Regions from separate parts of the Homo sapiens genome. Here region 1 is linked to region 2. The links are chromatin loops, found by intact Hi-C in ENCODE. Cell type or tissue: K562. All regions are shown on one strand.

What was found. A loop is a pair of places that touch in the nucleus more often than their neighbours do. Peaks named below come from ENCODE experiments on the same cell type or tissue, not always from the same donor. Only the 100,000 strongest peaks of a DNase experiment are listed, where the experiment ranks them.
Region 1: a loop joins it to region 2, with 4 times the contacts of the local background. A loop is called at or near these places in 2 of 110 quality-filtered maps.

What each region holds. Positions count from the first base shown.
Region 1 is chr12:49,338,797-49,346,796 of GRCh38, reverse strand. No RefSeq gene overlaps it. Among named protein-coding and RNA genes, the nearest start is that of DNAJC22, 4.1 kb to the left of the region's middle. RefSeq lists silencers at 1,125-1,244, 1,265-1,364, 1,395-1,584, 4,429-4,568 and an enhancer at 3,716-4,227. In K562, a CTCF peak has its summit at 4,158 (motif pointing right); DNase peaks (open chromatin) are centred at 366, 556, 3,386 and 4,156; H3K4me3 peaks cover 2,505 bases; H3K27me3 peaks cover 1,752 bases.
Region 2 is chr12:48,974,898-48,982,897 of GRCh38, reverse strand. WNT1 (Wnt family member 1) reads right to left here and starts at 4,576. Exons shown (of 4, transcript NM_005430.4): 1 at 4,144-4,576; 2 at 3,177-3,430; 3 at 2,209-2,474; 4 at 278-1,746. The coding sequence starts at 4,247. The coding sequence ends at 1,258. LOC105369757 (a long non-coding RNA gene) reads left to right here. Exons shown (of 3, transcript XR_944929.3): 3 at 310-541. It also overlaps the pseudogene RNU6-940P. RefSeq lists silencers at 1,285-1,414, 4,522-4,891 and enhancers at 1,515-1,764, 1,236-1,836, 1,945-2,004, 2,437-3,038, 3,039-3,638. In K562, CTCF peaks have their summits at 2,127 (motif pointing left), 4,756 (motif pointing right) and 6,258; DNase peaks (open chromatin) are centred at 1,817, 2,133 and 4,767; H3K27me3 peaks cover 4,555 bases.

The DNA of each region.
Region 1 (8,000 bases), 360 kb before region 2:
AATTGGGCCCGCACTGCGCGACGGCGCGCTAAGCTTTGCAAACAGCGTGGGCGGCGGCGGCCGCCGCTGGACAAACAAACTATCTCCCGGCTCAGGTGGTGGGGCGGGGGCGGCAGCCATACAAGGGAGAGGGAAGGGGCTGGCCGCCGGGGCACCCGGGGCCGCAGCGCGCCCCCAGGTTTACTTCCCGAGGAACCCAGAAATGCGGGGCTGCGCTGGCGGCCCAGAGAGTGGGGGTCGGGAAGGGGCTCAGGGTTCGATCTCAGGAAGGGAGGAGTGGGGAGGGAGAGAAGCGGATTGTGCGGGGAGAGCCAGGGGCCCAAGGGCAATGTAAGCGCGAGGAAAAGCTGAAGAAACGAGTGGAGGGCAGAGGAGAGGGGAGAAGTGAGCGAGGAAAAAGCGCACCGGGGGAGGGGCGACGGGGTCGGGGGAGCGGGAGAAGAGCTGTTACCGGGAGGAAAGGGAAGAGCGATGGAGGAACAAGCGAAGGAAGGCGCAAGGGGCCGGGAGAAGAGGAATTGAAGAGTCAAGGAGAGGGATGGGAGGTGACCGGAATAAGAACGAGGGGGCGGCAGGGCGGGGGGAGGCGCCCCTGCCTCCGCCTCGCCCTGCAGCGCTCCCGGCCTAGCGCTCTCTCCAGCCGCCCGCACTCACTTTGTCACAATTACGGGGCCGTCACTCCGCCCGGATTGTTTTCCCCAAATTGTTGTTCTATAAACTGGTGCAGAGTGGGAGGTGGGGGGATCTGACAAACTGCAGCGAGAGGAAAGGGTCTGAGCTGTGGTGCGGGGCGCGGTGGTGCATTTACCCGCAAACTGGCCCCGCGTGGGCGGAGGAATCCAAAAAACCCACGCAGGAATTCTGGTTGCTGCCCCAGCTTCGTCGCTGACCCCGCTTTTAACTTTTTGGCTATTCTCAGCATCGGCTGCCTCGGTTTCCCCAGCAGAGCGTGACAAGGATCGGAGGCTGGGGTGGTGGAGGCGCTTGTAGGTGGGGTCCAAACCGTCCTGCCTGTCCCATTCTGTCTTGTTCTTTACTACCCGGGTCTCCCCGGCGGGGGATGGGTGGTCTATCCCAGCCCAGCGGTCCTCAGAGCGACCTCGAGTGCCTTCTTCCCCCGTGAGTGAGGCTTCTGCCCTCACCCGGTCTGGGCCATCTCCTACCCCGCCTGTGCCCTCCGACCCTCTGCCCTGCGCCGCTCGGTGTCCCAGCCTTTCAATTCGGCAAACATACGTTGCGCGCCCACTGAGTGCCAGCGCTGAGCCAGCCTCACCCCGCCGCCTCTCCCCCCCGCCACCCGCCCCTTCCCGGCCGGCCCGGCCTGTCGGCTCCGTGACAGCAGCCGCCGAAGCCCCGGCCCCGCGGGAGCGGCCAGAGAGGAGCCGCCGCATGGCTGGCTCCGACACTGGCCTCCCCGGCGGCTCCAGGGGCAACGAAGGGTGGCGGCCGCTGAAGCGAGACTGGAGCCTGCTGGGGGAGTTGGCAGGGCTGAGCGGGGGAGGGGGAGGCCCTGGGCGGGCTTCTCTCTGGTTCTCTAAGGCCTGTCGTTCTCATTCCGTCGCCCTCCGGTACCGCCCGGGTCCCGACCCCTCCTGGCTTCGCGAGCCTGGGACGTGGTAGGCTCCCCACGCCCCCTCCCCCAGCCCAGGTGATTTACACGCGGGCTCCGCGAAGCGGCCGCTTCCCAATCAGGAATATCGACCCCGGGCGGGGCCCCCGGGCCGCATCGATCCCTCTAAGGCTCGGGATTTAAAAATGTCAAATTTGCCTTTTCCAGGCGGGCGGAGGGGGCGGGGGCCAGGCGGAGGGAGGTTGGGAGGAGGGAGGGACAGCAGGGCATCGACCAGGCGTCTGTGCTCAGAATGTGAAGTGACCCGCGCGTGCCCGAGCCCTGACACGGTGTGACCATCCTTGGGTTAGCAATCACCTCTGGATGGGGGCAGGAAGAAAGCCCTCCTCCTTCTCCTACTCCAGTGTCCGTGGGGTATTCTGCTGGGCTGGTGTATTCTTAGAGAGAAGAGCCCCAAGAGGAACAAAGAGAGAGCCCCCCAAAATGTAGGAAGACAAATTTGGAAGATTCCTAAATGTGGAAATATGCAGACACAAAGGAGGGTACAAAGCCTGGGCGCCGTGACTCACACCTGTAATCCCAGTACTTTGGGATGCTGAGGTGGGTGGATCACCTGACATCAGGAGTTCAAGACCAGCCTGGTCAACATGGTAAACCCTGTCTCTACTAAAAATTAAAAAAAAAAAAAAAAAAAAGCCGGGTGGAGCCTGTAGTCCCAGGTGTTCAGGAGGCTGAGGCAGAAGAATCTCTTGAATCCAGGAGACGGAGATTGCAGTGAGCCAAGATCGAGCCACTGCACTCCAGCCTGGGAGACAGAGTGAGACCCCGAAAAAAAAAAAGAAGAGGACGTTTACAGAGATAAATATACAGAAGCTCCAGGAGATACCCTAGCCCCAAGGAACAACAAGACAAAGGGAAGGGGTCTTGCTGAACAAAACAGGGGGCCAGAGATCCAGAGTCAGCCCAGCTCTCTGCTCTGTAAACCCAGGAGGTTCAGGGCTGGGAGGAGGCCAGGTTCAACTTCTTGGTGTTTTTGAGAATGAGGATTGAGAGTGGAGACCAAGCCAAACTGAAGAGAGTTATTATGGAGAGGAATTAGAGTGCAGTTAGCATTATCCTCCCAAGGCATAAACTAGTAATTAACTTGGACTTGAGACCCAAAAGGTTAGGGTCTCCGAGGCTGCTAGTACAGGCTCCAAAGAGATAGGCTGCCTTGGAGGTCTGAAGGTCAGCCTCTCTCTTCCTGAGCATCACACAGGCATCTGCTCAACATCTACCAACTCCTCTCTGGCCACCACCAGCCTAGGTAGGCCACATGGGTTGGAGATCACATCTCACATTTGGAGACCTTGTGTATGTGTATGTGTAGGGGTATGGGCTAGACAACTCTGGCAGTAATCACTTTGTTCCCCAGGGCACAGCAACTAGGTGTCCAAACTTTGGCCAAAAAAAAAAAAAAAAAAAAAAAAAAAAAAAAAAAAAAAAAAAATCCACTACTTTCAAAACCCTTGGGGTAGGGATGTTAGTGGTGAAGGTGCTGGAAGGGAGCAGCTGTCCTGACCAGCACTCTCACAGTTAACATCTAGCACCACCCCCACCCCCCACCCCAGCAGCACACCTCAGCTGTCACCGTGCGCACTGCCATTTCCTCCATAACTGGAGACAGAGCTGACAGCCAGCTGGGGGGTAGTGGGGAGACGGACACACAGGGAGGGGTGGTGGCTCATCCTCAGAGGGAATCTCACACCTCCACTGACAAAATCATACTGACACATACCTGGTACTGACACACACAGTCACTGACCTCCCACGTGCGATCCACATTCATCAATCCCTGTCATACACGCCATCTCTGAGTGCACAGTCACGCACAATCTCTCAGAGGTCAGGCCGAATCGCCTAGTCTTGAGACCTGCCTAATACCCTTCCTTGACATCTCAGACCTTAAATCACCTAACCCCAGAAGAGGGCTTAGGTCCCCGCCCTTGCTTCCCAGCCAGGGCCAGCTCCAACAACTGGGAGGCCGAGCTCAAGGAAGTCAAGTCCCAGGGTCAAGGCGAAGGACCGGGAGCAGATGGAGCAGTGGGACTGTTAAACGCTTGCCTTAGTCCCCTCCTGCTACTGGCCTCTTTCCCGGCACGTCCACTCGCAGCCCGCCCGGCCCGCCACCCGCCTGTCAGTCGAGTAATGAATGCGCGCTCGGGGCCACGGGCCCCCCTGGAGTCGTTCATCACTGCCAGCACCGCCCACCCCTCTGCCTCCCGCCGGGAGGGCTAAGCGGCCGGGGCTGTAAGAGCCCCTCACCCCGCATCTTGACCACTAATTGTCAGATTGAGATGTTGATTTGTCAGCTGGGAGCTAGCGCCAAAGAATCTGCAGTAAAACCTGGACTCCTTGAACTCCCTCTCGGCTCCCCTCGGGTTCGCCAGGACTTGGAGCCTTTTTTGAGCGGATGCGGATTGGTTGGATTTCACTGAACGGAGCGGGCATAGAAGCGCAGTGTCATTCAAAGCCGGCAGGAGGCGCGCCAGGCTAGAAACCCTTGGTTTCCCTAGGAGGGGTCGCCCTGGGCCTGGTTCCATCTGTACCTGCCGGACCTCTAAGGCTTGGTTCCCAGCTTCCCAGCAGGGGGCGCCCTGGACCCCGGGCCTCCGGTCTCCGCAGCTTTTGTTCCCTCTTCCCCACTGGGAGGCCCCAAGCCGCTAGCCCCAGTTTCCCTTCGGGGAGTGCCCGGGGCCATAATCCCCCACCCTTCGGCCAATGCCTCAGGCCACAGTCCTCCACTGCCCCGCAGGAGGCGCTCCTGCCGCAGGTCCGCCCTCGCCCTGTCCTGGGCGCCTAGGCTGCAGCCGCACCCCGCCCTCTCCCGGGCCGGGCCCAGGAGCTCCCTGGGCGGCCGGCTGAGTGACGGGCGGCCGGTGATTATGCGGAAGGGGGAGCGGGGTGCGCCGCGGGCGGCAGCGCTGACCCTTCACATTTCCGATCCGCTGGGACCCTCATCCATCCGAAGCTGCTCTTTGTCTGGCCGCCTAATTGCCGGCGGACAGGATGGATGGCGGGACCGACAGCCGCGGAATCCCTAATAAAGGCCGCGGCCGCCGGGGAGGGAGTGCAGGAGGGAGGGGGAGCAAGAGGGAAGGGATGGAAGAAGATGGGAGGAAGCACCGGGCAGCGGTCTCTGGCTCCGAGGCGCTGCGCGCGGCGCTCACTGAAGTCCAGCCCGCCTGGGGTGCTAGTTCGGGGTCCAGGTCCGGGTGCGGTGGGTTGGGGCTCGTTAAGTGTCCTGCTCGTCAGAGAAAAGCTGGGGACCCCAAGCAGAAAGAGCATCCTAGGGCCTTCCTCGCTTAGCCGAGCCCTCGAGACTTGGAGCTTAGCACTACCTCCTGGTCTCGGGGCTCTCATCAGTATGCGCCCCTACCTCAACTTCCCGCACCCCACCCGCCTCCTTTCACCTGTGGGTCTCCCAGACCCGGAGTCAATATCCCAGAGGAGAAATGAGGGGTCTGACAGCTCTCTGTGCAGCCGATCCCCACATTTCATTAACTGGAGGCTGGAGCTGGCAAGCGGTGGAGGCAGAGGGGGGCACAAAGGGAGGTGGAGGAGTCAAAGGCTAGGAGCAGCACCTGGCCAGGGGTGGAGGGCTGCCGAAGTAAGTCAGCAACAGCTCTGACCTGGCAGACACCTTGGAAGCAGTCTTTACCCACTCTCTGAGAAGCCAGGAGCTTGTCTTCAGCCCTGTGGACCCTGGTGCGATACTTTGAACTTAAGGTTGCACTGAGTTTTGGTGCCAGAGGCACTGGCTGATGAGTGGGAGCCCTGGGCCTGGCCGTGATGGCAGAGGCAGGAGGGTAGTCTCTGCAAGGAGGCAAACCATGAGCAGGTTCTTGGGCTGGGACGGTTTTCCCAGCTGCAGTCGGAGAACAGCCGGCTTCAGGCTTCCCTTTTGTCCCTTAAGCAAATTTTCCTTGACTCGCTTCGTTTTCCTTTGCCTTCCTTTTTCTCTGCCCTCTCTTCCTCCATCTGGACGGTTGTTCTCTGAAACTAACTTTGGCCATCCTTTAGCCAACAGTTGAGCACCTGTTGGGCATCATGCTTAACAGTGTCAGGGTGGGGGTTGGGGGATACACGGAGCCAAGACCCAACCCTTTTGGCCTCACATACAAAAGGCTCCCGGAAGCCATTCAAATCTCACTGCCCACTCCTGGCCTGCCTCTCTCACTCTTCCACTGCCTTGGGTGCCATTTGTCTCCTCTAGGGAACTGAGAAGGAAGCCAGGAGGTCATAACTCTAATTCCAGGACTATCCCTTACAGGGTGATAATGGACAAGCCATTTCCCCTTTCTGGGCCCCAGTTTTTTTATCTTTAAAATGGGGACAATAGATCTAACTCTAAAGGGTGCTGTGAGGATGCAACGAGAAGTTGCATGTTAAAGCCCTAAAATACAATAAGGACTCAATAATGTTGTTTCCCTTTCCATGCCGTCCCCTGTCCTCTCACGTGGATTCCCTTGTCTTCATACTAGAGGACTGCTACCAGGCAACCCAGGCTGCTTCCAGATCCATGTGATCTTCAATGTGGGAGTTGAAAGCCAGAGTGTGGGAATGAGTAGGGAGAACCACACTGTGACGGGCCCTGAAGGGGAGGAAGGAGAGAGTGCAAGGAAAAAAAAAAAAGTGTTTCCTTAGATCTTGATAAAATGTCAGGCAGCGAGGAGGTTTCTCTTCTCTTACTGATGAGGAAACTGAGGCACGTTCAAGTGATGCAGGCATATCATGCTGCTGGAGCCTTCCCTCCCAAGGGCCCTCTATTGCTCACCTCTTCACCCCCTTTCTTCCCTTGAGGGGGTCTGGGTCAGTGACAGTAAGTGTGAGAGAAGGAACAAAAAGAGAGAACTTTCAAGGAGCCAGGACCTTTCCACTAGACTTCATAAAATTTTAACATGAAAACTTCCACAGAGTAGAAGGCACATATCACATGCAAATCATATGCTAATCACATGCTAATCCAAAGTCTGGTCCTCAGAACTCTGACACACACCTAGCTATAGCCCTGGGGGGGATTCTGGGGATCCCCCTGGGTTCCAGGACAGGTGAGGGAGGCATTCCATTTAGGGTCAGTTTATGGAGTTAAAATTCATTTTAGGATTGAAGAGGAGTCGAGTATATAAATAGGGGTTAGGGTCAAGGCTAATGCAGAGTCAAGGACAGACTGGTCTGTCTGAAGGCTGCATTAACCTTTAAGTGGGGGAGCCTAGGAAACTGTTAAAGGCTTCCTCTCCTCTCCGCTCCCCCTGCCAACTCTGCCCCCCACTTCCACTGCCCCTTCTTTGTCCTGCAGCACACCCTTCTCTACCTACTTCCCATTCCCAACCATACCACCTCCCTGGGGCTTCCCAGTTTGGCTGCCAGAGGAGTTCTGGGAAAATTGTCCCAGACCCTGGCCTGGGCCCCAGCATTGCCTCGAGCCCAGACACTTGGCTTCTGGCCCAAGGTGCACAGGCTGGCCTTGGCCCCACCCAGGTCCCTTCTTGGCAGAATGTGGCAGCTGCAGGGGAAGCAATAAGGACCTGGTGAGCTGGCAGCTTCATTCCAGAGTGTGGGAAAAGAGCAACAGAACATGAATAAATTCATGGAGCTGGCCCCTCAGCTCCCCGTGAGCCAAGCCGGCTCCCCCGACCACACAGATCCGCTGCTGCCTGCAGCCCTGCTGGTCACCACATCTCACAGCCTGGGCTGGGGATGGGAGGAGAGGGGAAGCTCTAGAGAGAAGAGGACTGGGACCTGAAAGGGGCTGAGGTGAGGGACTTAAAAAGGGGACCTTGGTGAGTAGAATGAGTGGAGTGAGGAGTGTGGCTGGGCAGAGGGGGTCTCTGGTGAGTGGAGGGAGGGAAAAGGGAGGGAGAGGAGTCAGGACCTGGGGTGGATGGGGCCTGAGGATCAGGCAGGGGAGGCTGGTGTGAGCCTGGGCCTGCTCTCTGATCCATCCATCATCCAGCCTGGGGGAGCAGATCCGGAATTAGACATGCAGAGGGCTGACACGGCCCTCAGCCCCCCGAGGAAGACAAATGGCGACAAAGACCTTGAATAAAATTTGTATTTATGGTTGGAGGAGGAGGCCCCTCCCCCACTGACTGCCAATCCTTTCTCTCCCACTCCTTGCAGACATGTAGGGGCCTCCCCCAACCCCCAACACAGGCCCAGCCTTAGGAACCTCTCTCTCCCAGCATCATTATGAGGCGGGGGTCGGGGGTGCAAGGAAGGAGTACAGAAAACAAGAGAGGAGGAAATCACTCTCCATCCAATAATCATGCCCTGGTGTGCCCTGTGCCCTCCATCTTACACAATGTTCTCCCATACATGATAGTCCTGGCTTATCCTGGTCTCTAAGAGGCCTTTGCAGCTGCTCACCTCCAGGGTCTCCAAATGCCCC
Region 2 (8,000 bases):
AGCCAGTTGCTGTTCCACGAGGAAGAAGAACCCTGCAGGGTTGTTTGGCTACTGACCAGGTTCCTCTCTCAGGAGAGCTGGATTCCCAGTGGCCTCGTTAGGGTCATCCAAGGGTCAGAATCTCAGGGTCCTCTGGCAAGGTTAGGAAACCAGTCCCCCAACAGCATATTCTATTTGTTTGAGAGAGGTAAGCTTCCAAGCCTGGGAGTGGTAAAAGGGGAGGATAGGGGACACCACAAACAAGGTTGTGTTCTGGATTCAAGGAAAAGCCACCAAGTCATCGATAAAAATAGAGATTTTATTCTGCAGAGGAAGATGCTACACTGGTGGGGGCGAGGAGCCGCTAATAGCTACAGTGGAAGGAAATACTGATTCCAGGAGGCAAACGCATCTTTGAGAAACTGAGGAGAGAAGAGGGACCAGAAAAGGCTGCAGGGAGAAAGGAGAGAAGAGTGGAGAGGGATTGGGTTGGGTTGGAGGTGGTCTTTGCAAACCAGGCTGGGACCCAGCACAATAAATAGTTTTATTTACAACATCCAAACTCGTGGCTCTGTATCCACGTTTCAGTGCAAATTATTTACACACTGATGAGGAGGCAGGACAGGAAGGGGTAGGAGGTGGCCCAGGGAGGCATGGCTCACAGCTGTTCAATGGCTCCACGACAGAGACTGGGAGAATGGGGGCATTTCTGCTGGTTCCCCCAACCTCATTTCCACATCATCACAGCTGCCCTTTTGCCCTGTAACCTCCTGCTTCAGCTACAGGTGGGGAGGAGAAAGGCCCTGATGCCCAGGTGTGGGTTCAGGGTCTGCACCCATGGCAGGAGAATAGGAAGGGACTTAGGAGGACCCGGAGAAAACGCAGGACAAAGGGGAAGAAGAGAGGCAGAGAGGTCGCTGGCGCGATGGAGCAGGCAGAATGACACCATCAGGAGCCGACCCCATGGCGGAGGGGACCCATCCTTCTCTCACCTCCTGGCCAAGCAGGGGGCAGTGCAACAAGGGGTCTCCCGCGGAGAGGGAGGGAGGTAGGTCCGGGGCAGGTCCATCAGGATGGCAAGAGGGTTCATGCCGCCCCAGGCAAGTGGTTTGAGGAGTCCCCAGGTAGGAGGAAGTGGGAGAGATGGGATGCGTATGAACCGCGGGGAGTGTGACTGGAGGTACTCGGGTGGGCGAATAACCGGGTCTTGAGTGCTAGCGAGTCTGTTTGGGGGAGGGCTCGAGGAGAGCGTTCCTGGGGGCGAGTCCGCGCAGCGCCTCACAGACACTCGTGCAGTACGCGCGTGTGCGTGCAGTTGCGGCAGCTGACGTGGCAGCACCAGTGGAAGGTGCAGTTGCAGCGCTCGGTGACGCGCTGCGTGCGCGTGCGGTGGCCCCTGCCGCAGCAGAGCAGCTCGCAGCCGTCCAGCGCGGGCGACGAGCTGTTACAGGCGCGCCCTGCCGTGCCTGCTGTGCCCAGGCGTCCGCTGTACGTGCAGAAGTTGGGCGATTTCTCGAAGTAGACGAGGTCGTGGGGGGAGGGCGGTTTGTGGGCCGGGTCTTCCGGCTCCAGGCGCAGCAGCTCCGCCCGCGAAGCGCGGTTGCTGCCGCGGTTGCCGTACAGGACGCGCGAGGCGCCGTCGAAGCGGTCGCGCAGCACATCGCCCACGGCGCGCAGCGTGGGCAGCCGCATCCAGCACGTGCGCACCGTGCATGAGCCGGACATCCCGTGGCACTTGCACTCCTGGCGCATCTCGGAGAATACGGTCTGCGGGGATAGGGGAAGAAAGAGTGTCCCAGGGCACCGGGCCAGAGTCACCCTCCCAGACACTGCCCTCTCCCGGACGCCACGGGGGCCGGACCTCAGCAAAGGCCCAGGCCTAGCTGAGCCCAGGGGAAGGGAGGCGCGAAATGTTCCGCTGAGATTTGGAAACCCTGCCCAACCCTGCTCCGCCGCGGCGAGTCAGTCTCGGCCTCTCAGGCTTATTTTTCGAATCTGTACAGCGAAGAGACTGTGCTTGATTTGCAACCTCTTCTACCTGTCCGCGGGCCAGACATACCTTTGCCCTCAGCCACTGTCTCCTCTATTCTCCGTCTTCGTTCCAAGCCTCCGGCTCTCCCAGGACGCCCTCTCCTGGTGCCCCTTGCCTTATCTCACCGACCGTCACTTCCCCAGCCCGAGGTTGGCCCCTGCCGCTCCGCTTAGGGTGCGGAGCCTCTCAAAGCTCACCGTACGGCCTGCCTCGTTGTTGTGAAGGTTCATGAGGAAGCGCAGGTCCCGCCCCTTCTCCCCGGAGTCCACGAACTCCCGGCCGAAGAGGCGGCCGAAGTCAATGTTGTCGCTGCAGCCCCCCCAGTGCCAGTCGGGGCCCCCGGGGCCGCGCCGCCGGTAGTCACACGTGCAGGATTCGATGGAACCTTCTGAGCAGGAGCGCGCCACCGAATGGGTGACCCCGGCGGAGGTGATAGCGAAGATAAACGCCGTTTCTCGACAGCCTGTGGGAGAAGGGAGCGGGGATCAGCGAGGGGGTACGCGGGGCGCGGCCAGCACCCTCATGAAGGGCTTGGGACCGGAATCCCACCCCCGACTCCGCACTTTGAGTCCTGAGAGCCAGGGCCGGCAGTGCTGGAAAGCTGGTCTCTAGGGCTAGTAGAGAAAGCAGGTGCGTGGGCACGCAGCCACGTCCACGGGCGTAATCACACCTTACTGGGAGATTCTAGGGCGCATTTTGGCTCGATAGCGGAAGTGGAGCAGCCCCAGAGAGACAAACCGAAGAGAGGGGAGCGGAAGAACCATACATCCCCAAGACTTCTTCGCAGCCCAAAACTTTCGGCCCATTTTGGCGGTGCAAGCCTTGCTGGGCGAGAGGCCAGACACACGCCTGCAGAGAGCAGCTTCCCAGGCGCTTTTGAGAGAGGCTGGGGGAAAGCGGCGGTCAGCCGGCGTCCGCGACCCGAAACTTTCTTTATCTGGGGCAGTAGCTCAGAAAAGTTAAGCTTCGTTTCCAGGGTGCACGGCTGGAAAACGCCTGGTAGAAGTCTGGCCCCGAGCTGGCGCTGGGCACGAGGCACTTGGCAAGGTTGATTGTGTGACCCTCCAGGCGCCTGGGACACCTTCTCTGAACTCGCCCGCCCATGCCCTGGGGGTGACCCCGCGTTTCCCCTGCTCCCGGAAGCGTCGCCTTCCTGGGCACCCACCTCGGTTGACGATCTTGCCGAAGAGGTGGGGCCCTGGAGCAGTGGGACAGTTCCAGCGGCGATTCCGGAACTGCCACTTGCACTCGCGCACGGCACTCTGCAGCCCCCCACTCACGCTGTGCAGGATCCCCGGATTTTGGCGTATCAGACGCCGCTGTTTGCGGCTCAACAGCTGCAGACTGGGCTCGAGTACCAGTTGCAGACTCTTGGAGTCTGTAAGCAGGTTCGTGGAGGAGGCTACGTTCACAATACCCCTGGTGGGACGTATGATAGCTCAGGCTCAGGAAGGGGATCCGCACCCTAACCATAAAAACTGTGCCACCCGGTCCTCTTCCTGGGGGTATGTGGCTGGAGAGAATGGCGGGAGATTAATAATACCCGCTCTCCCAGGCTCACTAATTTGAAAGAACTGGGCGTCCAGACTTGTGTGTGCCCAGTAGTCCCAGGGCTGCTCGCCTGAGCCCTAGGTCCGGAGACTGGACAGAGGAGGTACCCGGAGACCGAGTGTCTACCTTGGATCTCCGAGCCTCTTCCGGTCAGCCTGAGCGAGATAATCATGGCCTGCAGTTCTTGCCCACCCAAGGCGTGAAATGCTTAGGAGTCCCACCCTCTTCTCCCCTCCTTTCTAGGCGAACTCCTGGCCCTTCACTTCCCGAGGTGGGGAAACCTGTGGTGAGCCACCGCCGTGAGGCTGGAGTTGGCGCTCAAAGGGGAAGGGCGGTGCTAGATGAGAGTGGGCTCCCTGCCTGGGGTATCTTAGGCCTCCGCGGGCGGATCATTCGCCCCACTTGTACAGAGCTGGAGTCTGGGGCAGTTTCATGCCAGATCGCCCTTCGGTGTCGCGGAGGGAAGTCAGAGCGGGGAGGGAGCCTGTCGGCAGACGGATCCCAGAGCGTGGGAGCTGGGTAGGGTTGGCCCCTGGCTCTGTGCCGCGGGACAAGTGGCGACCCCGCACCAGCTCACTTACCACCATCGGCCACTGCTGTTGGCAGCCAGGGCTGCGGGCAGAGCGGCCAGCGCCAGCAGCAGCGTAGCAGAAACCCAGCCAGGCAACAGCGCCCAGAGCCCCATGGCCTGCCTGGCTTTGCCCGCTCTGTGCTGCAGTTGCGGCGACTTTGGTTGTTGCCCGCGACGGTGGGACGGGACGCGGCGGTGGCGGCAGTGGCGAGAGTTCGCAGTCTGGCTTTAACAACCCTGGGGGCGGGCGGCGGACAGCATGGCTCGCGGTCCCGGCTGGTGGGCTGAGGCGGCCACGGCGGGCGGCACCGCCTCTTATAGTTGCGGCGCTGGCTGAAGTGACGGGAGGAGGCTGCCCCTCCGGGCCGCACTGTGGCACCAGGGCGCACCGGTTAGGGGCGCAGACAATGGGCAGCGAGCGGGGCTGTGGTTCCCGCCCGTCTGAGCCGAGAGCTGACGGGTTGGCCGTCGGGGCTCACCCCCGCCCCCTGCCCGGTGGCCCCCGCCTCCGGGCCTGCACTGGCCGCGGACCCCTCCCCTTGGGACACCCTCCCACGCGCGCCCGCCTCACTCAGCTGAGCGTCCGGAGCCCGTCGAGGACTAGCATCCGCCAGGGGGCGCGGCGAGAGTGTGCTGCGGGGAGAGCCCGCCAGGGGCCCAGCCCGCCTCGCCGCCCGCGGTGGGGTTGTCCCCTCGACGTCACCCCGGGCCCCTCCGACGTCCCCTCTCTCCCCCATCCTGAGTGTCGGAAGGAAAGCTGTGGTTCTGGGCAGCGACTCCGGGGAGATGCTTAACCGCCCAGGAACCCCCGATGGCTGGACAGAGAAGGAAAAAGGGGAGACGGGGGCGTGAGTGCGGCTGTGGTCAGGGAAATCCCGGGGATGAGTTGTGGGGGTGAGCTAACCAAAAGGAGCCTAGCGGTGGAGAGAAACCTAAAGCAACAGGCAGTTTGCTCATGTGCGCCAGAAGAAGCGCACAAGTGGCTGTGTGTGTGTGTGTGTGTGTGTGTGTGTGTGAAGTGGAACAACGTGAATATGGGTGGGAGTGAGAATGTGCTGTGTTCTGAGGGTGCATCCTCCTGTGTGTTGGTACGTGCAGAAACTCCTTGTTCTGACGAAGGATGTTAGGAAACTTTCCAAAGAATTTTGGAATTTAGCTCAAGTCAGAAAAGGTCATGGAGTCACCTTGTCACAGTCACCGCCTGGGGCAGTGTGTCAGGAAGGAGGTGGCAACTGTCGACAGGAGACTCAGAAGCATGATTGAGGGATGCAGAGTGTCTGGACTGTGTGTGGAGTGGGTGGATGAGCATGTGCATGGGAAGATTAAATATGTGTGTATGCGTCATTCTGTTGCCCTTTGTACCTCGTGGCATCCTATGGCGTGTCACACTGTGGTATGTGTCAACCAGTGCATGTCATTGGGGGAGAGAGCCGAGCCTACAACCAAGATGGTATTGAGGTGAACCCAGCCTGGAGTGGCTAAGTCTCTGAGGCCTAGGCTCAGAAAGGATGGGAAATGGTGCGGATGTCCACTGTATGTATGGTGATGGAGAGGACTGGGAAGACAAGGGTTGCTGGCTACATTGAACCTAGATGAGGAAACTTGTGCCTCCATGTGTTTGCTTCTCTTTGGATGTTTCTGCCAAGTTTCTGTCTTTCCCTAAAGCTCTAGTTCCCACCACACTGGGATACCCAGAGTGCCTGTGACCATCTCATCCATTGTACACTTTTCTCTTCTCTCCCAGGGACTCCTACTCAGCTTCAAGGCCATTTAGGCCTCCTATTGAAGAAGTGACAGGCTGGGCGCGGTGGCTCATGCCTATAATCCCCGCACTTTGGGAGGCCGAGGCAGGTGGATCATGAGGTCAGGAGATCGAGACCATCCTGGCCAACATAGTGGAATCCCATCTCTAATAAAAATACAAAAATTAGCTGAGTGTGGTGGCGCACACCTGTAGTCCCAGCTACTCAGGAGGCTGAGGCAGGAGAATGGCTTGAACCCGGGAGGTGGAGATTGCAGTGAGCCGAGATCACGCCATTGCACTCCAGTCTGGGCTACAGAGCAAGACTTCATCTGAAAAAAAAAAAAAAAGTGGCTGCTTTTCCCTATATGGGGAATAGGGGGCACTGCCAGCCTGGTTATCATGCCCCACCACCACACACATGGCCCCTGGAAGGAGGGAAGATCTCTTCTCTCTCCCCATTTTGCAGAATTAAAAATAGATCAGGCACTTGTCCAAGGTCCACGTCTAATAAATGAATCAATGGTAGAGCCAGATTAAAACCCAGACCAATTTGACTCAAAGCCCATGCTCTTTCGACCTTACCAGCTGCTTGCCAGTGTGCAGCAATTACAGGCTGGGAACCCTTCTCAAAATTGATGGGTAAAAATAATTTTTTGGGCCTTTCTGCCTCCCTTTTGAGTTCTAGCTCTCATTTTTTTCATCTCCCTTGTCTTTTAGGATGCCTTCTGACTGAGAAATTTCCCCAGGCCTGAACCTAAAGTCTCAAGTCCCAGAAATGACTAGGATTCCCTTCTAAGGCAGGGAAATCACTCTAAGGAATAAATGCCAGGTAAGTTTCATTAATATTCCCGGGCACTTGTGTTTTAAATGAGATGCATATTAACCCAAATGAAGCCTGATGGAAGTTATTTTAGAAAGAAATGTCCTTCTTTCCCTTTTTTCTTCCCTTTTGCCCAGCCTAGTATATCTGGCCCTTCCAAGGATCCACCCCAGAGGGAAAAGGTGTAGTGGTCCAGCACCCTCCGTAGATCCAAAAGCCAGTAGTCCCTGCAGAGAGCACCCAGCATAGATAGCTCAAGTAAATGGACAATGTATCACGGGGAGCCTGTCCTTTATCCCTTATGAGTTTCTTCCCACTGGGGCCTGGGTCACATCTTTTGGCCTGGTGGATTGATACAACACCGTGAGGGTGGGAGGCTGGCTGGAAAATATGGAAGCCCTGTCTTTGACGACTGTTGTCAAGCAGAGGTGGGAAGAGAGGAAAGGAGCCACTGTGCTTTGTTCCAACATTCCACACACCAGGAGTAGGGGGCAAGAGGGTAAGGCCCCTAGATCTGGGTCACACTGTTTATGACCTGGCTGACATTTCTTTTTCAAAATATGAAATGCTTCACAAATTTGCATGTCATCCTTGTGCAGGGGCCATGCTAATCTCTATATCATTCCAATTTTAGTATATGTGCTGCCAAAACAAGCACCCAACTTTCTATTTAGATCAAATAATCATGATATCAACTGTCCCCTCTTTCTTTCCTGCATCATCCACTTATCTCTCTCCTGGAACATACACATAAGCATGCAGACATGCTGCAATAGTACCCATCTGAAAAACCCAAAAACTTCATTAGACCCCACATTACTGCCCAAGATTGCTCCATTTCAGTGCTCCATTTTACTGCAAAAATCAAAAGGGTTGATTTAATTACTAGAGCCAATTTCTTTCTTTCTTTCTTTCTTTTTTTTTTTTTTTGAGACGGAGTTTTGCTCTTGTTGTGCAGACTGGAGTGCAGTGGTATGATCTCGGCTCACTGTAACCTCCACCTTCCGGTTTCAAGCGATTCTCCTGCCTCAGCGTACCGAGTAGCTGGGATTACAGGCGCCCACCAACACTCCCACCTAATTTTTGTATTTTTAGTAGAGGTGGGGTTTCACCATGTTGGCCAGGCTGGTCTCGAACTCCTGACCTCGTGATCTGCCCACGTCGGCCTCCCAAAGTACTGGGATTACAGGCATGAGCCACTGCGCCCAGCCCAGAGCCATCTTTCCTAAAACAGAAGTCTGATTAGTTCATTTCTCTGCTCAAAATTTTCCAGCGAGACCCCATGTCACTCAAAGTAAAGGGG